Linked DNA regions of Homo sapiens: regions 1 and 3 are each linked to region 2. The links are chromatin loops, found by intact Hi-C in ENCODE. Cell type or tissue: endothelial cell of umbilical vein. All regions are shown on one strand. Each heading gives the region's core, and the rest is flanking DNA. Links, peaks and the distances in the headings are about the cores only. Region 1 overlaps THSD4 (thrombospondin type 1 domain containing 4). Region 2 overlaps THSD4 (thrombospondin type 1 domain containing 4). Region 3 overlaps THSD4 (thrombospondin type 1 domain containing 4).

Region 1 (10,703 bases), core at 1,589-9,588, 130 kb before region 2:
CACTCACGGCTCACAACTTTATGTTTGAACCTCTTCTCCAACTGATTCCTTGAACCCTGTTCTGTCCCCCTCACCCTGCCATCCTTGGATGTTGCTTGTTTCCATCAGTGCCTCATCCATCTGACTCATGCCGAAGATGGTCCAGGCGTCACCTGAGCTATGCTACCTTTGGTAAAGACCCATGCAGGCTTCTCTTTGCCCTGGAGTCACACTTTCTCCCCTATTGACACCCCAGCCAGGATCACACCAATACCTCCAACATCAATCAGAAGTCAACAAGAATGGAAAACAGACTAAAGTAACTTCTATGGACAGGGCTGGGTCTATTCTTACCTTCTGCAAATGGTTCCCACTCATAAAACCGGCCCATGAATGGCTTGTTGTTGTAGGATGCACACTGTACCTCCCGGATACTTCTACTGCTTTCTGGACATACCTAATAAAGCAGATATTAAATATGCAATTAGTGTCCATACTTTTCATAGCTCCAGGATACATTTCCAAACCCTGGATACCTTTCCAACTTTATTTATTTTTTATTTTTATTCTTTATTTATTTATTTTTTTTTTTTTGAGATGGAGTCTCACCCTTGTCGCCCAGGCTGGAGTGCAGTGGCCCAATCTCGGCTCACTGCAACCTCCACCTCCCAGGTTCAAGTGATTCTCCTGCCTCAGCCTCCCAAGTAGCTGGGATTACAGGCACCCACCACCACACCTGGCTAATTTTTGTATTTTTTGTAGCGATGGGCTTTCACCATGTTGGCCAGGCTGGTCTTGAACTCCTGACCTTAGGTGATCCACCCGCCTCAGCCTCCCAAAGTGCTGGGATTACAGGCGTCAGCCACCGCGCCGGGCCCCTTTCCAACTTTAAATACCAGCCCTCTTCTACCTAAACTACTGGGTTTCTGAACATTTGCTCAAAACCTGCATCAAAAAGTTTAAATGCAGATCCCCAGGCTTCATGTATACCAACTCAGAATCGTTATAGGGGCAAGAAACTTTTAACAAGCTCCCTAGGTTATTTTTTTGCACACTATAATTTGAAAACCACTGATCTAAACCTTCTACTTCTGACAAATCAGTTTACTCCATTCTCTCAAAGAGGCCATCTGCTTCTGTTTGACTTTGTTCATGCCATTCCCCTTGCATGGAATAGTAGCCACGGCAGACATGTTCAGAGCCCTTACCTTTGCCAGGCACTACTTTAAACATGTTCCACATGTGAACTCATTTAATCTTCACAACAACCAATAAGGTAAACACTGTAGTTTTACAGATTTTTCATGAGAGCAAACTGAGGCATGGAGGAGTCACACAGCCAGTGAGGTGTGGGGCCTGGATTTAAATGCAAGCAGCCTGGTTCCCACCAGGCTGTCTCTCATTGTCCGCCCCATCTTCTCTAAATTCTAGTCTAAATTCTGTCCCACATGAAGCAGGAATTTCCGACCTTCTGCATGCAAAACAATCACCCAGAGATCTTTCTGGAAATGCAAACTTCTGGATCCCTCCCTTAAGGATTATTATTCAGTAAATCTGGGATAAGATCCAGAGATCTGTATTTTATCAAGTTTATCCAGGTGATCCTGATGCACTAGACTACTCAAGGAAAACATACTGCTCCCTCTGGCTTATCTCTTCCTCATTTATAAATGGTAAATATGAGCAAAGTGTGGCATAAAGTAAATAAGTATGAGACAGAAAATAACAAGATCAGAATCTCTAATTCATATTGTGGATAAAGTATGATCTAGCTTTGTTGAACCCAAGCTATACTCTGTTTAAGAGAGTGTGTATGTGTGTGTGTGTGTTTGTGTGTGTGTGTGTGAATAATCAGAAGGAAAAGGAGCCTGGCCCCTGAAACATTAAACAGTACTGTGTAGAAGTCTCTGGAATAAACTGCTAATAGGATAGTTCAAAGTCTTCAAGGATTTGTAGAGAAATCTACTGTATGTATCAGAAATATTAGGTCTCCCGGAAGATGAGGGACCAGAAGAAGGACTGAAAACAGGTGTGAGGGTAAACATCTCCTGCTTGATTAAGGACAGTCGCAGTTGGGGAGGCTGCTGGTACAAATGCCCAGCGTGGTCATTACCCTGCTGTGGCCTGAGCCGAACCATATGGAGCAAGAAGCCCCCTAAAGCAGAAAATGATGGAAACTGGTAGGAAAAAACAGGCAGGGTGAACAAGCAGGGTGGGCTGAGCTCTGACAATCAGGGAGAGGCGGACAGGCCACAGAAGCCTGTCTCCTAGGGCTCTGGAAGCCAACCTGCTGGCAACCCTAAAGCTGGGCCCATGTAAGCTTCCAGCAACACCAGCTGTCTCCATGAAGGCTTTTGAGTTAACTAAGATGCTTTTCACATGCCTTTGGCCTGAGCCAGAGTTCAAGTAGGATGTGAACAGCTGGGTGACTTGGAGAGGCCACCATCCCTGCAGCAGTCCCCAAGTACGGCTTCGAGAAAGAAACCTTAAGGAGTTTGTTAAAAATGCAGATTCTCAAGCCTCACTCTGGCAGAAGAGTGGGGATGAGAGCCCAGGAATATATGCTTGAAGTGCTCCTTGGGTGATTCTGGTGTGGCCTGTGCATCCTAACCTGTGCAGCAGCGATGAAGGGCCACGCCCAAGCCCCATCTCACTCCACTCCAAATGACTTAACGTGGAATCACAGAGTGCTAGAGCAAAAGAGAATCAAATCCAACCCCTTTCATTTACAGATGAGGGAACTGAGACCTGGAGATGTGGCAAGCCTTGCCAAAGGCTCCACAGTGACACAGAAGCAGAGCCCAGAGCGCTGAAGGCCCACCCTGTCCATAATCAGAACTAGAGATCGGCTGCCGGGCCGCAGGTCTTCGTAGCAGAAACAGACCAGCACAAGTGGTTGAAGGTCCTGTTCCTCAAATAACTACAACTAAGTAAAGCCAAGCTGCTCCACAGTGAGGCTCCAGCCAGAAGCCACCCTTCATTAACCTGGTGGCAGTTACCAGAACTGGAAGCTGTAGACTACAAAGACTTAACAGTCTGCTTAACCCCTTTCTCTCAATGAGTAAAATGGCTAATAGGCTAGACCACAAACCAATGCACATTCAGAATCATCTAGAATTGCTCAGTACTTGACAACATAAATGTCTGTTTCACGACTTGGAAAGGAGTCCACAATCCACTAAGTGTTAAAAAGATTATGTGTGTGGAGTGTGTGTATACATACACAGAGAGAGGTTAAAAGTGTTATCTCTGGAAGGTGATGTTATAGATGTTTTTAATTTATAATTAATCTTTAGTCTATTTGTGTTATTTAATTTTTTCTGCAATAAACATGTAATATTTATGTAATAAAAGTGACAATTGGCCAGATGCAGTGGCTCACGGCTATAATCCTAGCACTTTGGGAGGCCGAGGCAGACGGATCACTTGAGGTCTGGATTTCGAGACCAGCCTGCCAATATAGTGTAACCCTGTCTCTATTAAAAATACAAAAAATTAGCCGGGCATGGTGGCATGCACCTGTGATTTCAGCTACTCGGGAGGCTGAGGCAGGAGAATCACTTGAACCTGTGAGGCAGAGGTTGCAATGAGCTGAGATCACGCCTCTGCACTCTAGCCTGGGCGACAAAGGAAGACTCTGTCTCCAAAAAAAAAAAAGTGACAATGTATAAGTATAGAGCCCTGCCAAATACACCAGCCCTTAGCCAACTTTGCACATCTTTGCAGTTTATAATCTTAGGGTACGGCTTAATACTCCACTAATGCCTGGTGCTCTTACATCCATACACATCTGCCACCCAACTTATTGTGGGTCATTTAGGATACCCTGTCCCTTGGTCACCAATAAGTCATTTACATCTAAGCGTAGTCCAGTTCCCATCTAAGGCAGAAAAGCTTAACATGGCATTAGAGCCACAGTGATCAGCAGATCCACCTGCAGTTGCCAGGAGTCAGCTAAGCCCAGCAGGAGGTAACAAGGTAACAAGGTGTCCTGGTGGATGGGCATGGCCCTGTGTATGACTCCAGCAAGGACTCACATGACGCCAGGCAAACTGCAAGCCTGGAGGGCAGAGGGATGTGGCCAGAGAAATGCAAGGCTTCTTGGGCCCGGACGTGGAAGTGGGTTATTGAGGCAGCATTGTGGTACAGGCAAGGAAGGCAGAAGCCTGGACTGATGATGATGATGATGATGATGATGATGATACCTAACTTTTATTGAGCATTTATTAAATGTTAGACATTCCACTATGTGATTTACATATATTCAGCTCATTTAATCCTCACAATAACTATTATACCCATTGTACAGATGAGGAACCCAAGGCAACAAAAAGTTAAATGAGCTGCATAAGGTCATAGGGCTCATAAGTGGTGAAATCAAGATTTGAACCCTGACACTTTGCATCTAGAATCCATCATAGTAACCACTATGCCATGGTGCCCTTCGTGACTGTGTAGACAACAAAGTTAATTTGTGATGGGTCCCCAGACAAGAGAGCCATAACTGTGTCTTGTCAGGATAGGGCTAGAGGCCAAAGCCGGAATCAGCCCCCGAGGCCTGGCGAAGTGGCTGGCCTCCACCACAAGGAGCAGGGAGCTGCGGAGTGAGGATGAAAACCAAGCAGGGCCTGGGAAATCCTGTTTCATGTCTCTTTTATAGATTACATCTGTTTGTACTTCTCATACTATTATCGGGATGTGATCTCTCATTTTAACAGACTCTCTGAAGTGAAAACTTCCAGGTTACAGATCCTTTTACCCCTTTCTTAGGTTTTAAATTGGTTGTTTCCTGATGTCATGGACTGAGTCACCTTCACCTTATCAGTAATTGTCTGTACATTACACTGTGAACTGGCCCTGGGGGCAGGTTTCTTGCAGATAGCTGATCCTTTTCATGGGCAGAGATTCTTGTAATCTTAAGGCCAGAAAACTGAGACAGGGGAAAAGCCATGTAGATAGAGATCAGGCTCATTCAGGATGAGACCAACAAAGTCTGGAGATTTAGAGCCAAGTAATGCCTCTGGGAGATAACCTCCCTTCAAATGACTCCCACCCAAAAGAGGGAGGGATGTTTCCACTGGACTTTTAATGGAAGAGAAATAAAGACGTACTTTAATATGATTAGCTGAATCCTTATAAAGCAATATGAGCCCTATCCAAAGTTCTATCTAGACAATTGCCTGGGGTTGCTATGAGTCACAAATAGTATTATGGAAACTCCAGCCACATTTCTAGTGACCCTGGTTAATCTGAAATGACAACTGCCTGTACCCAACTTCACTGCTCAAGAGCCACCATCAGTGATCACACTGATGGTAATTAATTACTGTCATCTCCCCAGGAGACGGACAGCATCATCTCCAATGTAGCGGTGCCAAGGAACATGACCTTGAAGGCTGCCTGCGTCAGATATGTAATTTTTTTATCCTTTTCACTGCTATGGATTCAATCAAAAGACCAGCTACCATAGCAACATATGATGTATTTAATGTCACCACAGTCATGAAACCTTTTAAAAAAAGAAATCTAGAAAATGTCCCTGCACTGCCATGAGAAAGTGGCTGTGTGACCTTGGGAAAAACATTTTGCTTCTCCAAGTCTAAACTACCACAATTGAATAACAAGCCCTGTACCACCTTCCAGGCCCCAATCCCCAGGGGTTTTTATGGGGATTTTTAAGTGGTAATACATTAATGTTTCCAGCTCTCTGTAATGCTGAATAAATGTTTGCTGAAGTGGAGACACCAAATGTCCACTGTGGAGAATCCAGTAGTTCCAGAAGCCGTAATTGCTTGAAAAGTATGTGTTCTAAGCAAACATGCCCTTCCTTCCTTTCTCATCTACAGCTGGAAAATGGGCTTGTTTTCTAGCTATAGAGAAATAAAACCATGGGCCAAAATTTCGCTCCAGTTATCTTGCACATTTTTCAAATATGTTTAATATCTCCTTTCTCAAATTACACAGAACAAACTCAACCTCACAAAAACCTTTGCCACCTCCCACCACTTCCAGAAATTCTCCAGTCAGTGAATTAACTAGTTTGTCCAAAGAGTTGGGGAAAGGCTTTGGATGTTTTTCATTGTTGTTGTTTTGTTTTGTTTTGTTTTATCTGAGATTTTTGTAATTCTCAAATGCTTTTTTTATTTTTTTCATCCAAGGAAGTTCATAATGTTCTCCTAGGGAGAGGTGTTTCCCTCTCATTCAATACCTACATCAAAGCCCCAAAGGATGTTAATATGACACTAAGCCCAGCCTTTCACCCAGGCCAATCATAGATTTTTAAATATTCGAGATCCCTTCAAATCTAGGCCTATTTCAAGAGTGCTTACTTATGACTGCCTATTTATATTATTTACATATCTCTATGTCTGTAAGAAGATCTAAAAAAGAATTCTTTTTTCCCTAACTAATCAGGAAGCACATGGCAAAATGTAAACTTGTTAAAAAATTTAGTCTGGTGTGGTGGACCCATGCCTGTGATCCCAGCACTTTGGGAGGCTAAATTGGGAGCATGTTTGAGTGCAGAAGTTCAAGACCACCGTGGGCAACATAGCAAGAACCCATCTCTACAAAAAATAAAAATAAGCTGAGCATGGTAGTGCATGCCTGTAGGCTGAGGCAGAAGGATTGTTTGAGTCCAGGAGTTTGAGGTTGTAGTGAGCTATGATCATGCCGCTGCACTCCAACCTGGACAACACAGTGAGACCCTGACTCAAGCAAAAACAAAAACGAAAACCAAACCACCTTAATCTCCCAAGGAGCACACATTTCTTAGTGGCTATTTCCGGTACCACATTAATAAGACTGGCTTCCTTCCCCTCTGCTATCTGCTGAGGCAGGGTGCAAAATTCCATTCAAAGGCAAATATTCATTGCAGCGCTCCATGTGTGAGGTGTTGACAGTAATGAGGATACAAAGAAAAATTTGCCATAATAGCCTCCCTCAGGGACTTATAGCCCAACACGAGAAAAATGCATAAACAAAAATGTATAATGCATGGAAAGGAATGTAGTGAGTTGTTTGGACACAACATTTCTAACCTTGCAAAGGAAGGAGTTAACTGATTTTTCCTAATGTTGAAAAATCAAGAAAATAAAAATTGTTAATTTACTACATATAGCCAAAAATATAAGTGAAAATAAAAATGTGGCTAGTGTAGATCAGCAGGAGTGGAAGGAAAGGGGGTCAATTCTTCATCTTCCAGAATAAGGAGTTGATGGAGAAAATTTAAGTTGATATATCAAGAAGCAGGGGTATTAATGTGCCATTTAGAGTTATAGAGAGAATGAACGTAAGAACTACAAGTTAAAAATCACTGGCTGTGATTACATCTTGAGAGACAGACAAGGATATACATGTCTTTGCTGTTCTGATATTTCTTACTCTTTGTTTGTACTTTTTATAACCATGAAAAATGACAACTGTTAACAATTCTTGTGTATATAAATGTGTGTGTGTGTATATATATATGAAGTCAATAAGAGAACAACTTTCTATAATCATGAAAAATGACAACTGTTAACAATTCTTGTGTATATAAATGTGTGTGTGTATATATATATGAAGTCAATAAGAGAACAACTTTCTATAATCATGAAAAATGACAACTGTTAACAATTCTTGTGTATATAAATGTGTGTGTATATATATATATATATGAAGTCAATAAGAGAACAACTTTCTATAATCATGAAAAATGACAACTGTTAACAATTCTTGTGTATATAAAAGTGTGTGTATATATACATATATGAAGTCAATAAGAGAACAACTTTCTATAATCATGAAAAATGACAACTGTTAACAATTCTCGTGTGTATATATTTGTGTGTATATATATGCACACACATGTTATGTATACATATATATGTGTGTGTGGTGTGTATACATGTATACATATATATACATATGTGTGTGATTCACATATAAGTGTATATACATACGTGTGTGTGTGTATATATATATGTATGAAAAGGTCAGTAAGAGAATTTTCTGTGGAAATTCCAAGTGGTCTGAGAAGACAGAAAGACAAATGCTGCAAAAACACTGATACTCGCACATATTTCCTAGATAAGGAGGCTGATGATAAGCTCATGATAAGAGAAACTAGTGTTGAAACCCCCATTCTGTCCATTCAGTAACTGGCCTCATGGTTCCTGGCAAGCTTTACACCTTACAGAACTGTACTCGATTCTTACCTGGCCCATTTACTAAGTTTTTGCTTAAAATTGCAGTCAGGAAGTTATTAGCTCCTCTTTCATTCAATATCAGACTAGAGATGGAGTAGAATTAGAATCTGCCTGCAGAGAGCACGCCAATCTAGATTTGAGATTCGGCCAACATCTTCCCCTTATTTGCACTTACTCTGGGGCAGAAACAACTCCATATGGATAAATCCATTGTCAAAAGCCAGTCCTACCCCAGGGAAATTCACTGGAGAGTCATTGATACCAGTACTCATCATGTCCATGTTTGCTAAAAGCTGCTTTTAGCCCCAGGAATTTCTCCCTCATAATGTTAAGTGCACTCTGTCTAAACTCAGGATCACGCCTCCTTTGGCAGCAAAGACCCTTAAAAACTCATAATTTTGTCCCTGCCTTGCACTGCAGCCTCCCTCCTCCAGAAGAGGTCAGAGTATCAATCAGTCTCCTCTCCAGGGAGAAAGTGTTGCATTCAGAGCACCTAAAAGAAAGTGTTGAATTCGGAGTCCCTAAGAGAAAGTGGGAAGAGAGACACCTAAGTCCCCAAGACAAAGGCAGAAAGGATTTTTTGTTGTTGTTGTTGTTTTAGAGACAAAGTATTACTCTGCCCCCCAAGCTGGAGTGCAGTGGTGTGATCATAGTTCAATGCATCCTCCAACTCCTGGGCTCAAACAATCCTCCTGCCTCAAGCCTCCTGGGTAACTGGGACCAGAGGCACATACCACCAACCTCAGCTGTTTCTTAAATTTTTTGTAGAGACAAGGTCTCACTATGTTCCCCAGGCTGGTCTTGAACTCCTGGCCTCTGGCCTCAAGCAATCCTCCCACCAGGGCCTCTCACAGTGCTGGGATTACAGGCATGAGCCAATCAAGCCCAACTGAGTCTGGCCAGAAAAGGGTTGTTGTTCTTTTTCAACTGCATCTCCTCAGGCACCAGAGGAATTGAGGTTTGATTTCTCCTTCCTCTGTTGCAATCCCTACAAAAACTCTAGCTATCAAGCCTTGGGCTTCAATGAGCTTCCATGAATAAGAAACTTAACTGTTTACTCTATTCCTTGAGTTCCTATTACTTTTAGCCCTCATCAAGAAAGTGCAGGGCTGCGGATTAATCATGACTTCCGCCCTGTGTTGCCCCTTCACTGCTGAAGACAAACTTGCAGGTGAAGCCTTCACTCACTGAAAACACATCTGATTCCACCAAGAGCTCCTTGAGTGCCTCCTTCTTGCTCCTCAGCCCTTACAGGACTGCAAAGGGCCTCTAGGACCCCTGTCACTTGCTCTTCCTAAAACATCCTCCCTCGCCTGGATAATCTGCACTCAAACTCCACCCAAGCCAGGTTAATTTCCACTGTGTGGTGATTTGAAAGGACCTATGTGGCGTGTGCGGTGGCACATATGATCTGCACTGTTAATGCCTTTTTATGAGTCTATCCCTCTTACTGGACTCAAGCTGCATAAGGCAAGAGCCTGCTCGCATCTCAGTGTCTCCAACCACAGCCTAACACCTCACCCCACGCAATCAACGTCAATGTTATGCTTATGGACTTCAAGCAAAAGCCTTCTCTTGAGAATGTTTAAAAGACTGCGCCACTGCACTCCAGCCTGGGCAACAGAGCGAGACTCTGTCTCAAAAAACAAAAAAACAACAAAAATAAACAAACAAAAAAACCAAGGCCGGGTGCAGTGGCTCATGCCTGTTATCACAGCACTTTGGGAGGCAGAGGTGGGCAGATCACCTGAGGCCAGGAGTTGGAGACCAGCTTGGCCAACATGGTAAAACCCCATCTCTACTAAAAATACAAAAATTAGCCAGGTATGGTGTTGTGCACCTGTAATCCCAGCTACTTGGGAGGGTGAGGTGGGAGAATGGCTTGAACCCTTGAACTGGGGAGGTGGAGGTTGTAGTGACCTGAGATCGTGCCACTGCACTCCAGCCTGGGCAACAGAGCAAGACTCTATCTCAAAAAAAAAAAAAAAAAAAAAGACTTTGGACCAGATTGAGTCTTGCGTCCATCACATACAGTCTGAAGGAGAGTGTTGCACCAGCAGATGTTTGAGATTGGTGCTTGAAAAGACCATAGATTCTCTATCTGTACTAGGATGTGTCACCTGAACTTCCTCGTACACATTGTAGGCAACAAAATAATAATACTTCCTTATCTTTAAAGTCTACATTCAGAAATCTTACATGAATTGAACAATCTCAGAGACATGCTGGAATGCTTAAAATTCCTAGATCACACCATAAGATAGGTCTTAATATTAAACATGCACATCGGAAGACATAAAGAATTCACTGTTATTAAGCTGGTTATCTATAATTTAACTCTTATCACTTTAAAGTCACCATGACCCAAGGGTGATCACACTGAAACTAAATCACAGCTGAATTGTTGGGTCTCTTGGCAATCTCGTTTTGTCACTGCGTAAAGGTAAAGGAGCCTCAATCGCAGCTAACGTGGGACTGAGGATGACTCTGAGCAAGTCTGATCATTTCATCCACGTATTTCTTCAGTTACCACTG
Region 2 (10,703 bases), core at 977-8,976:
GCACTCCAGCCTGGGCAACACAGCAAGACTCCGTCTCAAAAAAATTAAATAAATAACATTTATTAGGTGTATAATATGTGACAGGTTGTGCTGAATGCTTTTTAAACATTAACTAATTCTAAAGACAACCCTATGAAGCAGGTGCTATTCCTATCCCCATTTTACATAGAAGGAAACTGAGGCTGTAAGAATTAAAACAGTATGCCTACTCAGAGTCACACAAGTAGTAAGTGGCAGCAGCACGATTTGAATGCAAGCTCACCTAATTGTTGGAGTCATGGCTTGTCTTAGCACTAAATTAAACTGCCTCTCAGGGCCGGGCGCAGTGGCTCATGCCTGTAATCCCAGCACTTCGGGAGGCCAAGGTTGAGAATTACTTGAGCTCAGGAGTTCGAGAGCAGCCTGGACAACATGGCGAAACTCCATCTCTACAAAAAATACAAAAAAATAGCTGGGTGTGGTGGCACATGCCTGTAGTCTTAGCTACTCAGGAGGCTGAGGTGGGAGGATCGATTGAGCCGGAGAGCTCAAGGCTGCAATGAACCGAGACTATGCCACTGCACTCGAGCCTGGTCAACAGAGAAAGACTCTGTCTCAAAAAAATAAAAATAAACTGTCTCTTGAGTCTCCTGACACACTGCATCAAATGTACCTTTTCAGGAGAGTTGCCTGTGTTCACATTTACCTGGTACACAGCATGCAGGCTGCAGCCTGGGCCCCTGCCAGGCAAGATGTAGGGTGTGAGGTTGTGCTCTGCCCCATTCACTCTGGAACAGCTCCGCCCTTGAGTCCAGGATATTTTCTCAGTGCCTCCACGCATTTGACCATCCAGAAAACATCCCAACTCAGTGTGCCTCGGCCACCATAAATCAGCCAACCACACATGCTGCCCTCAATGCTTCTGAATATCAAGGGAAAGGATCTGCCTCATCCTGCCCTGCTCCTGAGGCTTGCGCATTGACGTTTGAGTTATGTCATTATTTTTTTAAGTGATAGAAATCTAGTCAATGATTTGTAGCAATCACCACTGTGCAACGTATGCCAAAAAACTCTGTCTATCCTTACAGAAGGAGGGAGAAACCTAGCAAATTAGTCTGACTTCCTTGACACAATTCTGTGATGGGCCAGTATTAGGTAAGGCTAAAATCAGGTGCTGTGATTAAAAGATTATGACAATGTGAAAAAGTCAGTCATCACATAAATTAGAAAATGTTTTCAAGGAAACCAAGAGAGGCACATCCTTGGAGGTCAAGGGTCCCCCAGAGGTCAAGAAGGACAATAAAGGGCATTTAGGTTTAGAAAGAATAGGCTGTCACTATCCCCCTTTTTCTTGAACTTTGTCATCAATGGCTACGATGCCCTACAAACCTGCTCTCTTCCTGTCTCTTCTGTCTTCCTTGTTGGCTCTCCCTATGACTCAAACCAGAACTAGAAAAATGTCAACAATAAGCAACCCTCACTATCAAACTGTGTACTCTGGAGAAATACTCTTACACTCCAACCTCTTTATTATTTCATGCTAAGGTCTCAAAAACTCAACACCTCAAGACCTGCACGCTCATTCAGGCAGCTTCCCTGTACTTCGAGTTTCCTCCTGCTGCTGATGGCCCAAGGTGAATAAAAGGAGCCGTCACCAGCTCATGCTAAGCCCTCCTTCTTCAGCGGTGGCATAACCGTCCTTCCAGGAAATGACTCTCAAAGCTTGCCTGGGCCTCTGGGATACCCTCTCCTGTATGCCTTGGGCCCAGTCTCTTGCCAACTCTCAATTCTTCCTTTGTACTATCTCTCATGTACTTTCTTCTCCATCCTCCACCAGCCTCCTCCACCAGCCTCATCTAAACCATCATCCAGATAATTGCAATTAATGTTCTCTGATTTCCCTATGCACCTTTGTCAAAAATCAGATGGGTGTACTTCCAGGTTGTCTATAGTATTCCACTAATCTATGTGCCTTTCCCTCACCAATACAACACTCTCTTCATTGTTATAGCTATGTACATGTTAAAACCAGAAACACTCATTCCCCCTCCTTTATTCTTCTTTTTCAAATTTGTTTTCAAAAGTTTGACTATGATATGTCTTGGTATAACTTTCTTTCTATTTAGGGTTTGCTCAGCTTCTTGAATCTCTAAGTTTGAGTCTTATGCTCAATTTGGGAAGTTTTCAACCAGTATTTCACTGAGTAGTTTTTCATCCCACTCTCTTTTTCCTCCTCCTTTGTCTTCAAAGACAAAAATGTTAGATCTTTTGTTATAGCCTTTTTTTTTTTTTTTGAGGCAGAGTCTCACTGTGTCACCCAGGCTGGAGTGCAGTGGCGTGATCTTGGCTCATGGCAACCTCTGCCTCCCGAGTTCAAGTGATTCTCCTGCCTTAGCCGTCCAAGTAGCTGGGATTACAGACATGTGCCACTATGCCCAGCTGATTTTTCTATTTTTAGTAGAGATTGGATTTCACCGTGTTGGCCAGGCTGGTCTCAAACTCCTGACCTCAGGTGATCTACCCACCTCGGCCTCCCAAAGTGCTGGGATTACATGTTATAGTCTTACAGGTCCCTGAGACTCTATTCTTTTTTTTTTTCTTCTTTCCCAGTCTATTTTTATATCTGTTGCTCAGGTTGGGTAATTTCTATCGTTACATCTTCCAATCCACTGATTCTTTCCTGTCATCTCCATTCTGCTGTTTAACCCATCAGTGAAGTTTTATTTTTGTTATTATATTTTTCCATTCTAAAATTTCCATTTGGGATTAAAGACTTAAATGTAATGCTAGAAACTGTAAAATTACTAGAAGAAAACATAGGAGAAATACTACAAGACGCTGGCCTGGAATAATTTTTTGTATTTAACCCCAGAAGTGCAGGCAAAAATAGACAAATAGGATTACATGAAACTAAAAAGCTTCTGCACAGCAAAGGAAACAATAGTGTAAAGAGACAACCCACAGAATGGGAGAAAATATCTGAAAGCCAAACATCCAATAAGGGGTTAATATCCAAAATATATAAGGAACTCAAACAACTCAACAGTAAGAAAATAAAAAACCCAATTAAAGAATGGGCAGAGGACCTGAATAGACATTTCTCAAACAAAGATACACAAACAGCCCACAGGTATATAAAAAGATCCTCAACATTGCTAACCTTTAGGGAAATGCAAATTAAAACCACAGTGAGATATCATCTCACACCTGTCAGAATGGCTATTATCAAAAAGATAAAATAAATCAAGTGTTGGTGAGTATGTGGAGAAAAAGAAAATCTTGCATACTATTGGTGGGAATGTAAATTAGTACAGCCATTATGGAAAATTGTATAGAGCTTCCTCAAAGAACTAAAAATAGAATTACCATATGATCTAGGAATCCCACTTCTGGGTATTTACCCAAAAGATTTGAAATCAGTTTGTCAAGAGAGATCTGCACTCCCATGTTCAATGCAGCACTATTCACAATAGCCAAGTCATGGAATCAATCTATGTGTCCATCAACAGATGAACATGGTATACCTATGCATATGATGGGACATTATTCAACCTTAAAAAGGAAGAAAATCCTACATGCTACAACATGGATGAACCTGCAGGACATTAAGCTAAATGAAATAAGCCAGGCACAGAAAGACAAATACCACATGTTTTTACTTATATGTGGAATCTAAAACATCAAACTCACAGAAGCAAAGAGTAGAATGGTAGCTACAGAGGCTGGAGGGTGGGGGCAATGGTGAGGTTATGGTTAAAGGGTAGAGAGACTCAGACAGGAGGAATAAGCCTTTTTTGAGATCTATTGCATAGTGCAGTGAAAATAGTTAATAGCAGTATTTTGTACATTTCAAACTTCCTAAGAGTAAATTTCAGATATTCTCACTACAAAAAATGATAAGTATTTGAGGTGAGGAATATGTTAGGTTGATTTCATTATTCCACATTGTATTCATAAATCATAGCATCACTTTGTGCCCCATAATATAATGCAGTTATAAATTGTCAATCTACAATAAAATGTTTTACAATTTTTTGAAAATAAAATTTCCATTTGATTCTTCTATTTCTTTGCTGAGACTTCTCATTTATATTTTCTTTATTTGCCTCAGGCATGGTCATAATTGCTCCTTGAGGCATTTTTATGATGGCCGCTTCAAAGTCTTTGTGAGATATTCCCACATCTCTGTCAACTCAGTGCTGGCATCAACTGATTGTCTTTTTCATTCAGTGTGAGATCTTCCTGGTTCTCAGTGTGATGAGTGATTTTCCATTGAAACCTGGACATTTTAGGTATTATGGTATGAGGTGCTAGATCTTATTTAAACTTTCCCTATTCCCTGGCTTCTTCTGACACTGCTCCAGCAAGGAAGGGGGCCCCCAACATGATGGCCACGTGGGAACAGAAGGCCAGGTTCCCCACTTGGCCTCTAGTAACACCCGAGGGGGAAAGGGGAGTCGTCATTGCTTCTGGGTAGAGGTGGGAGTTCCAGCTCCCCACCAGGTCCCCAATGACATGTCCCTGGCTTGGAGGGGCAGGAGAGCCTCCTGTGGCCTGTGCTGGTACCACAGCAGGGAGGCTCAGAGGGATGCATGGCTTCGTTACTGCTGGGTGGTGGTAAGAGCCCTGACTGTCCACTAGGCCTCCTCTGACCACGCCAGTAGGAATGAAGAATTAGTGTCCCGGAGATGGAAATGGATTGCTGGACGTCAAACAAGTTAGTGACAAAGCTGGGGCTCAACGCCCATGCCCTTGGCTGCAAGACCACTCGCTTCTAAACCAAACACACAGGAAGAATGCCAGCCCCCTGCCCAACAGAATAATGAAAGATCTCACCAGCCAAAGGACAGCGAGCGGCTGCCTCCCTTCACATCCTGCCAGACCCCAGGCCAGAAAGCACATGTGGCTGTGCGCCACCACCCCCTAAACAACACAAACACACGTCTACTTAAGACGGGTCTCCCATCCAACATACACAGCAAAAACATGTTCCCGAGCCAAGAACCACAGCACCACAGTCACCTTCGGGGCTGGTGGTCTTCCATCTGGAGAGGTTCTGGCTTTCCTACTGTTGGAATCTCTGAAACCAAGATACACCCAGGAGCAGCCAGCAGGCCTGGCGCCCCCCTCCTGACTGGAGAGCTGGGTCTGCACCCAGCTGGAGGCGCCTTCTTCGGACCTGGGGCCTCCCTCTGGCCCTGGCTGGCCAGCCGCGGTCTCAGCACAGCCCTGCTTATTCTCCAGTAAGGGAAAGCTGGTGACCCGGGAGGGGAAACTCTGCTTTCTAACAGTCTTTGTTTTTGTTTCCATTTAAAAAGGTTAGTGACTTTATTGCATGTGGAAAGAACCAAAGTAACAATTTCAAAGAGGCTCAGCATGTTTTGGATCTGACCAAATATACAGAACTTTTGAGTGAGGAGGAAAGAAAAGGGAAAAGAGGGAGCAAAAGTTTATTCCACATTCACTGTGTGCCAGACACAAGCCTTGGTGCTCCGTCTATGCTCTCGCCTGCCTTTTACAATAAAAAAATTCCAGCTAGAATCAAGTTCCAAACTCCAGCCAGCAGGCTGTTGGGAGTCAGGCAGAGCTGCTGGACTCCAGGAGAGTACACAATAATAAACCAGTGTAGGGTATAAAATTTTTTCTTTTCTTCTCTTTTCTCTTTTCTTTTCCTTTCCCTTTCCTTGCCTTCCTTTCTCCTTCCCTTTCCCCTTCCTCTTCACCTTCTCTCCTCTTCTCTTCTCTTTCTGGCTGGGTCTCACTCTGTCACCCAGGTTGGATTGCAGTTGCATGAACATGGCTCACTGCAGCCTCAAAACTCCTGGGCTCAAGCAATTCTCCTACTTTAGCCTCCCATATATGTAGCTGGGACCACAGGTGCACACCACCAGCTGGGACCACAGGTGCACACCACCATGCCTGGCTAATAGTTTGATGTTTTGTAGAGATGGAGTCTCACTTTGTTGCCCAGGCTGGTCTCGAACTCCTGGGCTCAAGCGATCTTCTCATCCCGGCCTCCCAAAGTGCCGGGATTACAGGCATGAGCCACCGTGCCTAGCCAGGGTACACAATTTAAGTCACGAAATAGAATGACAATAACAATATTAATAAGGTTATTGGGTACCAAAATTTTGAAATAATATGATTTAAAATTTTTAATTCACTAGAATAACTACCTAAATAATTTAAAATTGTATTAAAGGAACCGCCTATGTTGGTACCATTCAAGCTGATAAATACCCCAATCTTTTGACAGAACTTGTGAATTAAGCATTTTTCTTATGAGCACTGGAATGTCCGTGAATGATTTTGTTGACTATCAGGATATTTTAACATTCACTCTTCCTACAATTTAAAACAATTTTCAAATATTGTAAGCGTCTAGACCAGGGGTCCACAAACTCTGGCCCACAGGTTAAACCTGACCCTCTGCCTGTTTTTGCCACATTTTCAAATGATTGAATAAAAATCAAGAAAAGAACATTTTATGGCATATAAAAATTATATGAAATTAAAATTGCAGTGCCCATAAGTCAGTTTCACTGGAACACAGTCCTGCCTGTTCATTTATCTATTGTCTATGGCTTCTTTTGCACTCAAAAGGCAAAGCTGATTAGTTGCAACAAAGACCACATAGCCTGCAAAGTCAAAATATTAATGTTTGGCCCTTTCCAAGAAAATATGCGGACCCCCAATCTTGACAGTCTGTCAAATGGTGGTGCTGGTGTCAGACTGAAAACACACAGAGATGATGATGATGGTGATGATAACAGCAACAACCACGACCACCAGCTTGGCAACTGAGAAAGCCAAAAAAGCATCACGAGATACCAAGTGGGTAATTTATGAGTGAGCCCACTGTGCAATGTGAGAGAGAGTGCGACCATATGAGAAGCAACAGCAAAGCAAAGCTATGTGTTTTGAGACCATATCAAGTAAATGCACGCTCCACATTTATTCTGTAGGGGGAAAAGTCTGAATTATGAGAGATCTGAATACCGCGAGGTCTTCAAGAATGTAGCCCTCCCATAAAACACAACAGGCTTCTACTTCCTTTCTCCCTCTTCCCTCTCCCCCAACCTTGTTTCCTCCTGTTGGGAGGCAGATCCCACCCCAGGTCTTTCTGAATTCCCACCAATCTGAATCTGATGCCTGTCTGGGTCCCCCAGCCTCTCTACGGCATGTTTATCACAGTGATTTTCCTCTCACCTGCCCGCTGCTAAGGCTGTAAGTATACTATTACTCCCCGCCTCTCACACTCCCAGGCAAGAATACACCTTCTTCATCTGTAAGAAGAAAGAAGTTCTAGTGTTCACCTGCACAACAGTTGGCCCTTCATGCATTGTAGGCTTGAGCAGACACCTTACCTATGCTCTCTCCTCTAATTCCTACGGCATGTACAGAGATTGTTAGCCCATTTCATACATGAGGAAACTGAAGCTTAAAGAGATTAATCTACCCAAAGCCACACATGCAGAGTCAGGTCTGGAATTCACACACTTTACAGTGCATGGCACTGCCACCTGATGCACAGTAGGGGCTCAGAAAGCACTGGATGCCTGAGTGAATGACTGCATAGCAATGCCCACACAGGACCACTAACGCACAGCAGCGCAATCTCAGAAGCAGCCAAGACCTTCCACTCCAAGAGACCTCTGTGGACACTGAAATAACTTCCCTCTCTGGAACTCAGAAAGTCACCACTCGAACAGTACCTCTCACACCCCTTGCTAAGAGTGAGGTATCAAGTTCCTCCAATCTGAGCCTCAGGAAAGAACAGTAACTAGTGAGGAAAGGAAGGGTAGGCAGAAAACAAGCACCTGTTCTGTTTCTGGGTCCCCCTTGTCTGGGCCTCCCAAGTGCAATTTCTCTGAAGACCCCATGAGCAGCACGGACCACTCTTATTACAGCTCTTGCTTTTGACCTGGTAATCACATGGCTGGGAAGTGTATTTCCAAAGCAGAACATGAGATCAGAAATAAATAAACATCAGCAAATTGAACATTCACGTTGGTAGTGCCAATTTTTAGAGTGGGAGAAACTAGAAACAACCTAGATCCCTGATAGAGGGTGGGGAATGGCTAAGGAAACCGTGATGGAGCAAAATGATGAAAAGCATCATTGTGCTTTAAAAAATGGGAACCCTGCTTAGGTGGCAAGTGGGAAATGTTGACACAAAATCCTGTTAGTTGAAAAGACAAATCTGCATGTGCTAAATTAAAACATAAGCCGATATCAAGGAGAAAACAGAGCAATATTAGCAGTGGCATTATGCGTATATGCGCTCATGTGAAAGAGGCCAAGAAGACAGAGCATCCTGTAAGAGGCTGAGAGCAGGGAGAGACCTTTCCTCACTGAGATACTCACTAACTGGCCTGAGAGTTCCTCCCTCCGGCCCCACCGCCAGTATTTGTTTTGGAGTCAGATGACTTGAAATTGAAACATCATTCTGATGTCTACTTGCTGTGTGAGCCTGTGAACATTCCTTAGCCTCTCTGAGCCTCAGTTTTCTAGCTGTAGAGTAGAAATAATAGTGTCTAGTTCACACAGGTTGTTGAGAGGATTAAATAAAAGAACGCAGGTAAATCCCAGTACCTGACACGGAGCTCTGTAATGGCAGCTCCTCCCCGCTTAGCTGACCAGAAGATCCTCTGAACTTCAAGCAGAATGAAATCCTGGGCCTCAACTAAAATATCGCTAAAGTCAAGCAGGTCCTGGGTACTTGTCTGCTCTGGAAAAGAAACTAAATGGAACTAAAGGCTATACTGTCACTACACGCCCTGTAATGAGACTTCAAAACTTGAAGACACAGCTCTACCCTCAGGGCTCACCTTACAACCAGCAATAAACTCCCCTACATGATTCCCAAGCGGCCTCATGTGCACGGTTGGATTTGATCCTCCTGTCAATCATTAGGTAAGTATAACTATTATTATCCCCCACCAAGAACAAGGCAATGAGAGGGCAGAGAAACCAGAAAACAGGGCAGAGTGGGGATTTGCATCCAGGCCAGACGGCCTCCACGGCTCCTGATTTTCCTCTCAAGACAGCTGCATTCTCTACCCTCAGCCACTTGGCTTGGGACTATCAGGTCACAACAAAGCTAGCAAGGAGCAGAGCCAGTGCAGAATTGGCCAGTACCACTGGAGGACCCAACAGATGTCACAGCCCAGCCCACAAGTAGTCTGACAACCTAGCATGAGGGCAGGAGACGAGGGGCAGGGTAATGTCATCAAAGGGGCAGCTGGAAACCATGGAGCTGGAGCAAAGGGAGGAGCAAGCCAGACAGAATCCAAGGCATGTGAGGGTCAGGGGTCAAACAAGGGAGATCAATCAAAGAGTCAGTTGTCAATTTACCCAAAGCAAGCCTTGGCGCCCTGGAAGAGAAGTTGCTTCTGTGCTTCCCAAAGGAGATGCAGGCTCAGGACTCAGCCAAAGTGGGGAAAAAAAAAAAAAAGTGATAGCTAACATTCAAGTGGCACTTTTCTACACGCCTGAGATAGTTTTGAGCATTTTCCAGGTGGAAAAACTACAGCCCAAGAGGCCAAGGAACCTGTTCAAGGCCCAAAACTTGGTAGAGCCAAGGCTCAAACTCAGGACCTGGCTCCAGAGTGCTCTCCTCCTCAGCACCACCACGCTGCTGCCTGGCCGGGGAAAGGAGGTGGGCTCCCTCTTCCTTCACATCACAAGTGATCAGAGACGCGACATTTCAGGGGGAAAAGTATGTCTGGCAACTACAAATTTGTAGCTTGCTGATATGGTCGGAGGGTTTCCAAGAAGGAAGCAGGTAGGGCAGCCTCCCAGCAGTCCATTTATCCTTTTTCATGGGAAATTAATCTTCTTCTCTCTCCTGACTGTGCCTCCAAGAAAAATGGTTAAGTCAAAGCTCGTCATCCTCCCACCCCTGTAGTCACATGGCTGCATCCCCACCATAAATCAAAGCTGATGCCCCCTTTCATCAGATGCCTGCAGATAATTCCCCTGTGATTTCCCTACTGGGGCTCAGAGGGCCAAGGCCTAAAGGGTTAACATCTCATTTCCTCTTGTCTTTCAAGCCTTAATCCCCATCCTGAGCTGGGTGCATTCCAAGCCCACCTGGAGCAGGTCATGACGAGCTCCCAGCCCATGGCTGGCCCTTCATTTCCCCTGGCAGGAGATTAGATGGGGTGCCCATTAATCACTCCGTGCTTTTGTCCTCACTGCTGGCCAGGCCTTAGGCAGCTGGCCAAGGGCCAGGAGGGTGGAGCAGGCCACATGCTGCCCACCCGGTTGTGGGGTGCCCAGTGCCACCCTCCTGGGACAAGACACAGCGGCACTGTGAACCTGGCTCACTGCCCTCGGACCACGCCCTAGAGAAGCAGGGCTAATGGGCGCCAATGCCTGGGATGACACCTCAGTGATCAGCTTCGGAAAGGCTGGTAGGAGAAGACAACATAGGCAGTACACTCAGCTGGGTGACGGGGTAGACAGGAAAAGAGGTCAACAGAAAGAGACCACTTTCCCAAGACAACGCATCAATACACAAAACTGCTGCCTCTTGTTCCATGGGTTCTTCTTTGGGCAATCTAAAGGGAAGCTGGGGAAGGGGAGTGGGGCGAGCAGGGATGTTGGATGGGTAATTCATTATTACTATCACCGCGCAGCTGGGAGTGTTCATTTGCTGGGTTTGAATACACAGTTGTAACATTCAGCCCTGTGCCCTTCAGACACAAAACCCTGGATTT
Region 3 (10,703 bases), core at 912-8,911, 160 kb before region 2:
TGAAGCAAAAGCCTAGACTTTCCACTTCCAGTTAAACATGGAAGAGTGACCATCTTACACCTCCTCTCCCTTCCAAAACCCTACTAAATTTCCTACTGTTAGGGAATTTTAAAACGTTTTAACCTATGAGGACAAAGCAAAAAGAGAGGAGATATCCACAAATAAAGATTTCAGCAAACTTGGAGAAAAGTAGAGGAAAGCGTTGTAATTGAGTGTAAGTTGCAAACATTCATATCCACTGTGGAGGAAACTTGAGAACAAAGCCATCTGGACTGACAGACACCCCAGTAGCCCAGCCCTCGGAGGCACAGGAACCATGAAAGATGAGGCTCTGGTTCATGATGGAAAACTGAGCTACTAAGCCCATGTTATGCAGCCAGGCTACTACGTAACCCCCATGCTCCTCCCCAAGCAGGGGAGAGGTTTACTCTTCAGAGAAACTGAGAAGGGGCTGCAGACCCAGGAAACAGGCACCATGGAGAACAGAGCTCAGGGCAAGGGGCACCCAGAACACCAACCACACGTCCACCTCCACAGGCAGGAGATTCAAGGGTTCTTCTCTGGAGAAAACCAACCACCTGAGAGGAAAACCATCTACATAATGACAGTTGTGTGCAGGGTTCCAACAAAAAAAGATAGCTCAAAATCTGTTCTCCTAAAGAAAAGCTCATCAACCAACTACCCCACCTATGCATGCTGAGCTGCACGGCACAGGGCATCTGCAGCACATGCACGTAGAACTTTCGACCTGTCCAATATGGATATACTCTAAAAGCTGACAGCCATCTGGGGAAAGCCCCTGACAAGAAAGGCAGGGTTAACACAAACACAAAAAGAACTTGGAGGTGAGGGGATAGGCAGGGAAAATAAAAAGAACTTCAAAAGTCCTGTTATATTTGGCCAGGTGCGGTGGCTCATGCCCGTAATCCCAGCACTTTGGGAGGCCAAGATGGGCGGATCACAAGGTCAGGAGATCAAGACCATCCTGGCTAACACAGTGAAACCCTGTCTCTACTAAAAATACAAAAAATCAGCCGGGCGTGGTGGTGGGTGCCTGTAGTCCCAGCTACTCGGGAGGCTGAGGCAGGAGAATGGTGTGAACCCGGGAGGCGGAGCTTGCAGTGAGCTGAGATCGCACCACTGTGCTCCAGCCTGGGCGACAGAGCAAGACTCCGTCTCAAAAAAAAAAAAAAAAAAATCCTGTTATATTCTTAAAGAATGTTAATTAAAGTATGTTAAGATAGTGCATCCATGAAACAAGAACAGAATGCTATGTGAAGGAAATAATCAGAAACTAGAAAGGTCTTAGAAATTACATGGTCATAAAAATTAAAGAATTCAACAGAGAATTTAGAAGACAGTCGAGCAAATACCACAGAAAGGAGAACCAAAAATAAAAACAGAAAATAGGAAAGACAAGGAAATTTGAGATGCTGTCCAAAACAGCATTCCAGAAATAAAGAACAGAGAATATACAAAGAAGGAAAGTATCAAAGAAATATTGGAAGAAACTACACAAGCATGAGTTTCTACCTTGAAAGGGTTCATCAAAAGGGATGCATAGGAGACAATGGATATTCAAAGGCCCTCCCCGAGATACCTCATCACAACGTACCGGAATGCCAGAAATCAACCGAAGACCTGAAAAGCATCCAGAGGCAAAATTCAATCACACACAAAACAAAGAGCATCAGGATGGCATTGGTCTTACCACAAGCAGAATGCTGGAAGACAATGGTGGAATACCTTCAGAACTCTAAGAAACAAATGATTTCCAACACTGATTTCCAAAACTGGTTTAATTATGTCAAGTCTAGGGTGCAATCAACACATTTTAGATATGCAGAAGCTAAAACAATACTTCCCTCGCACCCTTTCTTGAGAAGCTATTAGAGGATGTGCTTTCAGTAACCAAGAAAGCAGGATGTGGTAGACAGGGGCCACCACAATAGAGGATGCTAGCTATGCTCCCAGCCTAGAACACAACTAGTCCAGACTGGAGTAGGAGGGTGGAAGACTAAGGGTAGGAGGCCTCCAAGAAAAAGCAAAATGCAAATGGTAGGTTATGTGTTTGAGTACTCAGAAAAATGGATAGATGTCAGAAAGATATTGCAGTGATTAATTTTATGTGTCAACTTCACTGGGTCATAGGGTGCCCAGATATTTGGTCAAGCATTATTCTGGTAATAATATGTGTGTCTTTGAGGGTGTTTCTGGACAAGATTAACATTGGAATCAGTAGACTGAATAAAGCAGACGGCCCTCCTCAAGGTGGGTGGGCATCATCCAATCAGCTTAAGGCCAGAATAGAACAAAAAGGCTGACCCTCCCTCAAGTAAGAGGGAACTCCTCCTGCCTGATTGCTTGTGTTGGAATTTGTCTCTTCCTGCCTTCAGACTTGAACTGAATTATTGGCTGGGTCTCAAGACTTCAGGCTTTCAGACTGGAACACAACATCGACTCTCCTGGGTCTCCAACTTGCCAAATGTAGATCTTGGGACTTCTCAGCCTCCCTAACTATGTGAGCCTGTTCCTTATAATGAACCTATTTCTATATATGCATACTATTGGTTTTGTTTCTCTGGAGAACCCTGACTAATACAGATATATAGAAATGTTTAGAAAGTGATATATGTGATAACATATGAAAGAACTGTAGTGAACTATTTTTTCCATAGTCATAATGTAAACAATAACTATTTAAAAGTTCAGTTGTAACTACATGGGGGTGATTAGGGTGCCAAAGTGAAGCTGGGGGAGTGGTTGATATAGGAGTGCTCAATCCAGTTACCTTACAAGAAGTCAAGAAGGAATATCCTAACTGGATAATTCACATTGTCTAGAAAAATTAAGGTAAATGCCAGAAGACACTTGCCTCTGGGGAGTGGGATGGAATTTGGGGGAATATGTTTTTCATTATAAGTCTTTTTGGGCTATTTGACTTTTAAATTATATGCATGTGTCTATAAATAAAAGTTAACAAAAAAAAAAAAAAAAAGGAAAAAAGGAAACCAGGTTTCCAGACATCAATTACAATGTGACTATACATGTTAAAAATAAGTTGATTATAGTTGGCAGTAGGGACAAACCTATTAGCCACCTTTAGCATGTGATGACAAGGTTACTTATTTGTAGCCAGCAGCTTTTTATCCAGTTGAGTGTCTTATGGGTTATAAGCAAACTACAAAGGTAACTAATTTATGTATTATGACCAAAATACTTTTTAAATTAAGCACAAGTGAATGATGTATCTCTGCACTTCTTAGTAATCAAAGCCTGAAATAAATTTAATTACAATGCATTTAGTTTCCTCTTGGCAGCAAATAACTTTTACAAGTGTTGAATGTCATTGTAAACAACAGTTTTTAAAAGCAATGCAAGCAATCCGTTGATAGATGTGGAGATCCCAAAGAGACACTAACAGGACAAACAGAGGGGAAAAAAAAAATCTAAATGACATACAAATGAAAGCCTGGGACTTCGCATAAAATTTCAAGGATTTTAAAAGTGCTCTCTTGGTCTGTTGCAAATAGAACCCACCCTAGCTGGTTCCAGGGGAAAATATATTTAAAGGACATCAGGCAGCTCGCAGAACCTCCAGGAGAGCCAGCTTTGAAGCTACTTAGCCAGGAACAGAGGACCTGCTGTGCCAGCACCAGGCCTAAGGCTACAGACATGTCTCATACACTGTTGCCCATGGTCACCAGCACTATGTAGTAACAAGACACAGTAGGGGAGACTAAGGCAGCTGGATCCCAAGCAAAACTTCCAATACACTTCTCCCGATTCCATCTACTGCTGGAAATAAAGAACTGTGAAATGTTCTTTGGGGGCAATGTGTATCTACTCTGGGGAAGGGTAGGTGAGGAGGTATCAGCACACGTGGATACTCCCCCCATGCCCGGGCACCATCATCTCATTCTGGATTGTCAGGGAGGGATCATCCAGCTAGGAAAATGGAAAAGTGAATCCCAGTTACTTCTCCCTTGTCAGAAGGAAGCTAGCAGCAAGCAGGAGATGAAATGGCAAGAGAAGCCAGGGTATTTATTTTGACTTTTCCTATTCTTCCCTTGTTCCTGGCAAGTCATAAAGGAAAGGAATAAGCCCTAGATGAGGGTTGAGAAGGCATCAGGTGAGGCTAGGAAGGCAGGTTAGGGCTCTACGCGTTATGATTCTCTGTTCTTAAAACAGATCAACATTTGCCTTTTGAGCCAAAGAGGTATCCAGATAATTATAATAATCGAATTACAAATTGGTCCACTTAATGTCTTCACATACTCATTTTGCAGTTGCCCAATCAGTTCCTTTGAAAACTGGACCTCAAAAGAGAACCCCCAAAAGGGAGGCCCTGGTATCTATCTCAGCCTGGGTTCCCTGAAGCAGAGCCACTACTTTATTCAGGGTGGAGAGCAATGGAGAGTGCGGCAGGGAAGGAGGGAGAGAAAACAGGATGGGGCATGTTCCCCAACTGACCTCTGCTTGGCGTCCAGTGCAACTGAGCCTGGGATCATGAGGAACCATCATAAAGGCAGCATCAGGACAGTCCGTTCAGAGAGGGGTAAGCAAAAGAACTTCACTAATTCCCATCTCCCAGCAGTGCCACCTCCCTACCCTCCTGGTTGCACATGGCTGAGCATCCATGGGGTCCTGGGAGTCTTGCCCCTCAGAGTCAACAGGGAGCCCCAGGGTGGCAGACATGAGGCTAGGAGCTGTGGCATTTGTCCACATGAGGACAGTTTTCACAGGGACTGAGCCAAGACTCCTGAGTTGATTACAGTCAAGAGGACCTGAGGCAGCACAGGAAAGATGTCTCATACAGTGTCTAGCTCGTAATTAAAACTCTCATTCCAACTTCCAGCAACATTTAGCTATCTTCCTAAAAGATAGAGTTGATTTTATATTCAAAAAGCAGTACTAATAAACAGAGACCTCTTCCAGCTGGGGATTTGTCCATTGAGTGTTATATTTCCTTCTGCAGAAATCCCCCATGCAGAAGACCGTGGATCCCCGGAAGGTCTTGGTATTGTTGTCAGAGAAGCCTGAACCCATACACTGCACCAAACATCAGCAAGCTTGTTATGTAAACAAGTATCACACATACATATAGGCACTATTTTAAGTGTACGTGGATGCTGTTGTGATTAGTAAGATACGGAAATTTACTGAATAAACAGATGACTGCATTCCTAAAGGATCTTTTTATTCTGTAATCACTGTGTTGATTGTTCTCTGCCTTCCCGGATCTATTCTCTGCCATTATTTGTCCCATTCTATGTCCCAGAAAGGAGCCCTTGCCCTTTGGTTTCCAGCTGGATTTGACCAGCAGGAGATGGAATGGTAAGATAAGTCAGGGTATTTATTTTGACTTTCAGCCCCCACCCTCACTTGTTCCTAGAAGCTCATTAGACACCTCTGAGCATCAGTTTCCCCATCTGTACAATGAGAGAGTTAATCAGATAATCTCTAAGGTGGTTTTTCAGTCACTGGCCCATGTTTTCACTTCCTGGATCCTCTGAAAGAATAGTTTATTCACATTTGCCAAATCAAATAGGTATGAATTCCAAGCTGGTATTTCCTTGTTGCTGTCAGGATGCTTTCTTTCAAAAATGGATCAAAATGACAGGATAAGAAAGTTTCCAGTTTGCCGTTATCTCTTTTCACATTAAGTGTTTACTGTGGACTGGTTCATTTTTATCATCTAAAGGCCGAATCAAATTTAGCAAATACCAAGCAAACGGTTGTGTGGGACTGTATAATTCATTTTTTTTGATAAGCATTTTACATGTTTCATCAGGTGCAAACTAGAACATCTGCAGTATAAAATATCACCCAGTGCACTTTGTAGGTGGCCTATCTATATTTACAGGGCATGTTGCGCGTCGTGTATAAAGTTACTCAAATGTGAAAAAGACTCAATTTCTTCTCAAAAAAATTTCCCAAATTGATTTGAGGGAGTGTATTAGCTCTCAGCCATAGAAATCATTTTTAAACATGGAAGAGTTAAAAATTCCTTCTTGAATTCAACATCTGGGAACATGGTTTATCAATCCAAGAAGAGCTGCACCCAACTCTACCAGCTCAGAACATCAAAAACAAAATATGAAGCATCTGAAATATGCAAGTACATCCTCCTGGCATCAGACCACAGAGTGGTCCTGGACTCCTGGGTGGCAGGGGGTTCATCCTAGTTTCAAAACTGTGCAAGACGATTTTCAGCAAGTTACATTTGCCTCACAAAAGGCTATTTTTAAAGTTTCTATCTGGTTTTAAGCCTTCTGGCTAAGGGCTTTTCCCAGGAACATATCCCTCGTTCTCTTCACCACGTGAAGCTTGATTATTTTTGCGGGTAGTGTCTGGAACTGTTTTGGATATAAAACATCTAAATTTAAAAATATCCTCATGCATATCAAAGAATGGAAGAACATCAGCATTATTCCATAATGCTTATTACAGATATAGCAATGGGTAAAAGTCTAGATCTGTAGGTTTATATAAAAACATCATGGGATAATAAGATTATTTTCAGTTTTTCTTGGACACGTACAATTTTCTAAATATCAAGTATTAACACAGCATGATGAAATGATAAAAACAATGAACTTTCTCCCATTTCCTTCTGTAAAGACAAGCATCTAACACTGCCATACTAAGCCACCCAAAAGTCTACTCCTGTACTTTTACATCCTAAGTATTTCATTTTGTCGGGCATATCTTCCAGGCAGTCACACTGTTTAGTATTAATTTCTTTGTGACTACGACTTTGACTCAAATATCATTCTTCTTAAACAGGAATATGTTTACTCATAGGAATGTTGTTTGTTAAAGACTGAAAATTTGAGGTATACATGACCAAAAATGTGAACGATAATAGGCAAAATTCGGAATAACCCCACATCAGCAAAAGTTATAGTGAAATTTCCCTACTATAAAATTGACAATAACAAGCATATTTTTTAAAAGCTCAGCATCACTGATCATTAGAGAAATGTAAATCAAAGCCACAATGAGACACCAACTCACACCAGTCAGAATGGCTATTATCAAAGTGACAAAAAATAACAGATGCTGGTGAGGTTGTGGAGAAAAAGAAATGCTTATACACTGTTGGTGGGAGTGTAAATTAGTTCAGCCATTGTGGAAGACAGTGTGGCAATTCCTCAAAGACCTAAAGTCAGAAATACCATTCGACCCAGCAATCCCATTACTGGGTATATAGCCAAAGGAATGTAAATCGTTCTGTTATAAAGACACATGCATGCATATGTTCATTGCAGCACTATTCACAATAGCAAAGCCATGGAACCCAAATGCCCATCAAGGATAGACTGACTAAAGAAAATGTGGTACATACACACCATGGAATACTATGCAGCCAAAAAAGAACAAGATCATGTGCTTTGCAGGGACATGGATGGAGCTGCAGGCCATTTTTAGCAAACTAACACAGGAACAGAAAACCAAATACTGCATGTTCTCACTTATAAGTGGGAGCTAAATTATGAGAACACATGGATACATAGAGGGGAACACCATACACAGGGGCCTATGGAAGGGCAGAGGGTGGGAGGAGGAAGAGAATCAGGAAAAATAACTAATGGATCCTAGGCTTAATACCTGGGTGATGAAGTAATCTGTACAACAAACCCCCATGACGCACATTTAGCTATGTAACAAACCTACACATCCTGCACATGTATCTCTGAACTTAAAAGTTAAAAATAAAATTGATAACAGATAACAGTAATAGTAACAACAACAGTAAAAGCATGACCCCAAACCCAACTTAGAGTAAACTGGTCACAATCTAAGATGCGTAGAACAAATACATCAAATAAAGTGTTTATCACTGTGGATATATAAATGCGCCTAAACCTCACTTTGAAAAAATTGGTAGAAAAAAACCTGAGTATTAGCTGAATGAAAAAAAAAATTCTTGCAATGATATTAATAAAGAAACTACGCACATTTTTAAAGAAAAATCACTAGAATTTTTTTTTTTTTTTTTTTTTTTTTTTTTTTTGAGACGGAGTCTCGCTCTGTCACCCAGGCTGGAGTGCAGTAGCACAATTTCGGCTCACTGCAACCTCTGCCTCCCAGGTTCAAGCAATTCTTCTGCCTCAGTCTCCTGAATAGCTGGGACTACAGGTGCACACCACTACGCCCAGCTAATTTTTGTATTTTTAGTAGAGACAGGGTTTTACCATATTGGCCAGACTGGTCTCAATCTCCTGACCTAGTGATCCACCCACCTTGGCCTCCCAAAGTGCTGGGATTACAGGCATGAGCCACCACACCCGGCTGTTTTTTAATAAAAGAGAAAAGTTGGGGTTTGGAACAATTCATTGGAAAACAATTAGTGAAGTACTTAGTTGCTTGAAATTTTATTTGGAGTTAGTTTCAGAAACACTTTAGGAGGTGAAGCGCAATTCATGAGAACATTTGGTGAAGCCCTGTCATGTAGACACAAACTATCCTGGTTTGGAGCAAAAAGAGACAGCCAAGCCAAAAATCAATAATACCACCAAACAACACATTTTAAACTACTCAACAGACACAAGTGAAGGAATAGTCACAGGACCTTCCAGTTGGCTGGGAGGCTTTATATTAGTGATGAGTCCATTTAATGATCTTTGCTTGTTCTGTTTATAATATTATTTGTGAAGGCTTATTAGTGTGCAAAATGCTTAGCTGTAAATTATTTAATGGAGTAATATTTAATCAAGTATTATTATTCCATTCCATTCATAGTAAGAATGGTACTTACATCTCTGAAGATGTAGAGCGGATGGTTAAAATTGAGAATAGCAGCCTGGACAGAGGCTGGTGAAGGCACAGACAGCTTCAGTAGAGAACAACACACTCAAAAAAAGAAACGAGTCAATGCAGACAGTGGTTGAATATTAGTTTGTAGAAACATTGCAATAAAAAGTGCCTCCTAGGAAAGCTTGCTTTATTTATCCACTCGAATACTAGCTATGGGGAGGGGGAAGGACTGGGTAGGTCATGACTAGTGTTCTTAAACTTACTGTTGAATTGTTTTTTTTTAATGAGAAAACAAATGTTCTCAAAACACAAAAGTAAAGACCTGGATACAATGAATTATTTTATTATTCAGAAATTGACTTATTTAGGAAACTTTTTTCTTTCATAGCTGAAACCCACCATTGCAAAGAAGAGCTAATATGAAAAGGTTTGAGAGTTTTTCATGAAGAGCTCAGATCCAGAGGTCTGTAAGTCTTTGAGTTAGGTTATTTACATGTGAAGACAAGATAATTATTTACATGGGTCAAAATAAAGAGCAACAGTTGTCGTTACTGAAATCAGAAACACTTTGGGTCCATGATATTATAGAAGTAACTTGGCTTCTCAGCATGAAGAAATACCTACCGAAATTCCTATATGTAATTCCTATGCCTGAAAATGTAGCATGGAACCACTTCTTTGGCAACATGCTGAATATCTCCCTGTGTGGAATGCCCCAACACTTATGTGTATGAATTTCTGTTCTCAATATATAACACCAACAAAGAGAGAGAGGCTGCCTGGACCCAGAACTTATTATAATGTAGCATTAGCACTCTTTTTATCAACCCAATTTTTAAAATATCCAAAAATCATATCTTTTTTCCTCAATAGCAAGGAATATAAAAGCATTTTTCTATTAAGACAAACAGGCATACACTACTGTGCACAATGAAAATCCCACACGCATTCATAAGAATGTGTAGACATCTCTAGTCTTTCTTTGTACTACTTGGGGCCACATTTCCAGGGTTCTCATCCATTCGAGTCTAGAGCTAAGGACACTTAAGAGAAAAGGCATTGTACCTCTTGTTTAAGTAGAATATGATGGTACTGACATAATTTAATCCAACTAAAATGTGAAATTCTGGCAAGAGATACATAAGGCTGCTCTTTTCTAAAGTAAAGAATCCCAACAGGACAAAGGGCTAGCTCTTTCCCTCCCCCACCAGAGTCTCCATTTACCATCCCTGGGCATTGAGCTCTCAACAGAGCAGATCTTCCCCTTGCCCCCAAACCCAGCAATGCAGCCCACTGTCAACGATACCTTCCACTTTTAAGCTATGTAGAAATATGAATTTTAAAAATAGGGCAAAAAATTTCCCATGATGACCAATCTTTGTGATGAGTTAAAGCCGCTTACTAGCTGTTGGATCTATCTGATCTTAGCAAGTTGCTAAACCTCCCTAAACCTAAACTTAATAATGTCCTTTGTCTTACAGAAGTGCTCGGAGGACTGTGTGAGATGCTTCTTGTAAAGCAGCCCAGCACACTGCCTGCCACATAGTAAATATTCAATAAACATTACTACTATTAGGGACCAAGTCTTTAATGAGCTGGGTTCAGGGTCAAACGCCATTAACAGGTTCTGAAGTAAAAGACATCTCTCTCAACATCAAAAATACTACAGACTACTTAAGGAGATAATATTAACATTTAATATTAACATTCAAGAAATAAGTGACGTAAAACCATATGTGAGCAACAGGGCTGGTAGACTTGGTGTGTTCAAGTTCTTAGTCTCATTGGCCATATGAGCTTGACCAAGCAACTGTATACAACAGAGTTACAAAGATCTGACCTGGCCGGGCGCGATGGCTCACGCCTGTAATCCCAGCACTTTGGGAGGCCGAGGCTGGCGGATCGTGACATCAGGAGATGGAGACCATCCCGGCTAACAC

The links. Peaks named below come from ENCODE experiments on the same cell type or tissue, not always from the same donor. Only the 100,000 strongest peaks of a DNase experiment are listed, where the experiment ranks them.
Region 1: it touches region 2 in a loop (2.3-fold over the local background); 8 of 110 quality-filtered maps call a loop at or near these places.
Region 3: it touches region 2 in a loop (4-fold over the local background); 14 of 110 quality-filtered maps call a loop at or near these places.

The regions. Positions count from the first base shown.
Region 1 is chr15:71,246,346-71,257,048 of GRCh38, reverse strand. THSD4 (thrombospondin type 1 domain containing 4) reads right to left here. Exons shown (of 18, transcript NM_024817.3): 6 at 334-436. Among named protein-coding and RNA genes, the nearest start is that of THSD4-AS1, 63 kb to the right of the region's middle. In endothelial cell of umbilical vein, for the core only: no CTCF peak of the experiment used is centred there; DNase peaks (open chromatin) are centred at 4,758, 5,218 and 5,758; H3K27ac peaks cover 2,187 bases.
Region 2 is chr15:71,120,097-71,130,799 of GRCh38, reverse strand. The region is part of intron 1 of THSD4 (thrombospondin type 1 domain containing 4); the gene reads right to left. Among named protein-coding and RNA genes, the nearest start is that of CT62, 9.9 kb to the right of the region's middle. RefSeq lists an enhancer at 10,203-10,703. In endothelial cell of umbilical vein, for the core only: a CTCF peak has its summit at 4,583; no DNase peak of the experiment used is centred there; H3K27ac peaks cover 376 bases.
Region 3 is chr15:71,283,171-71,293,873 of GRCh38, reverse strand. All of the region lies in intron 6 of THSD4 (thrombospondin type 1 domain containing 4), which reads right to left. LOC124903521 (a long non-coding RNA gene) reads right to left here. Exons shown (of 2, transcript XR_007064701.1): 2 at 2,071-10,703. It overlaps LOC124903520 (a long non-coding RNA gene), which reads left to right. Exons shown (of 2, transcript XR_007064700.1): 2 at 1-3,301. Among named protein-coding and RNA genes, the nearest start is that of THSD4-AS1, 99 kb to the right of the region's middle. In endothelial cell of umbilical vein, for the core only: no CTCF peak of the experiment used is centred there; no DNase peak of the experiment used is centred there; H3K27ac peaks cover 1,407 bases.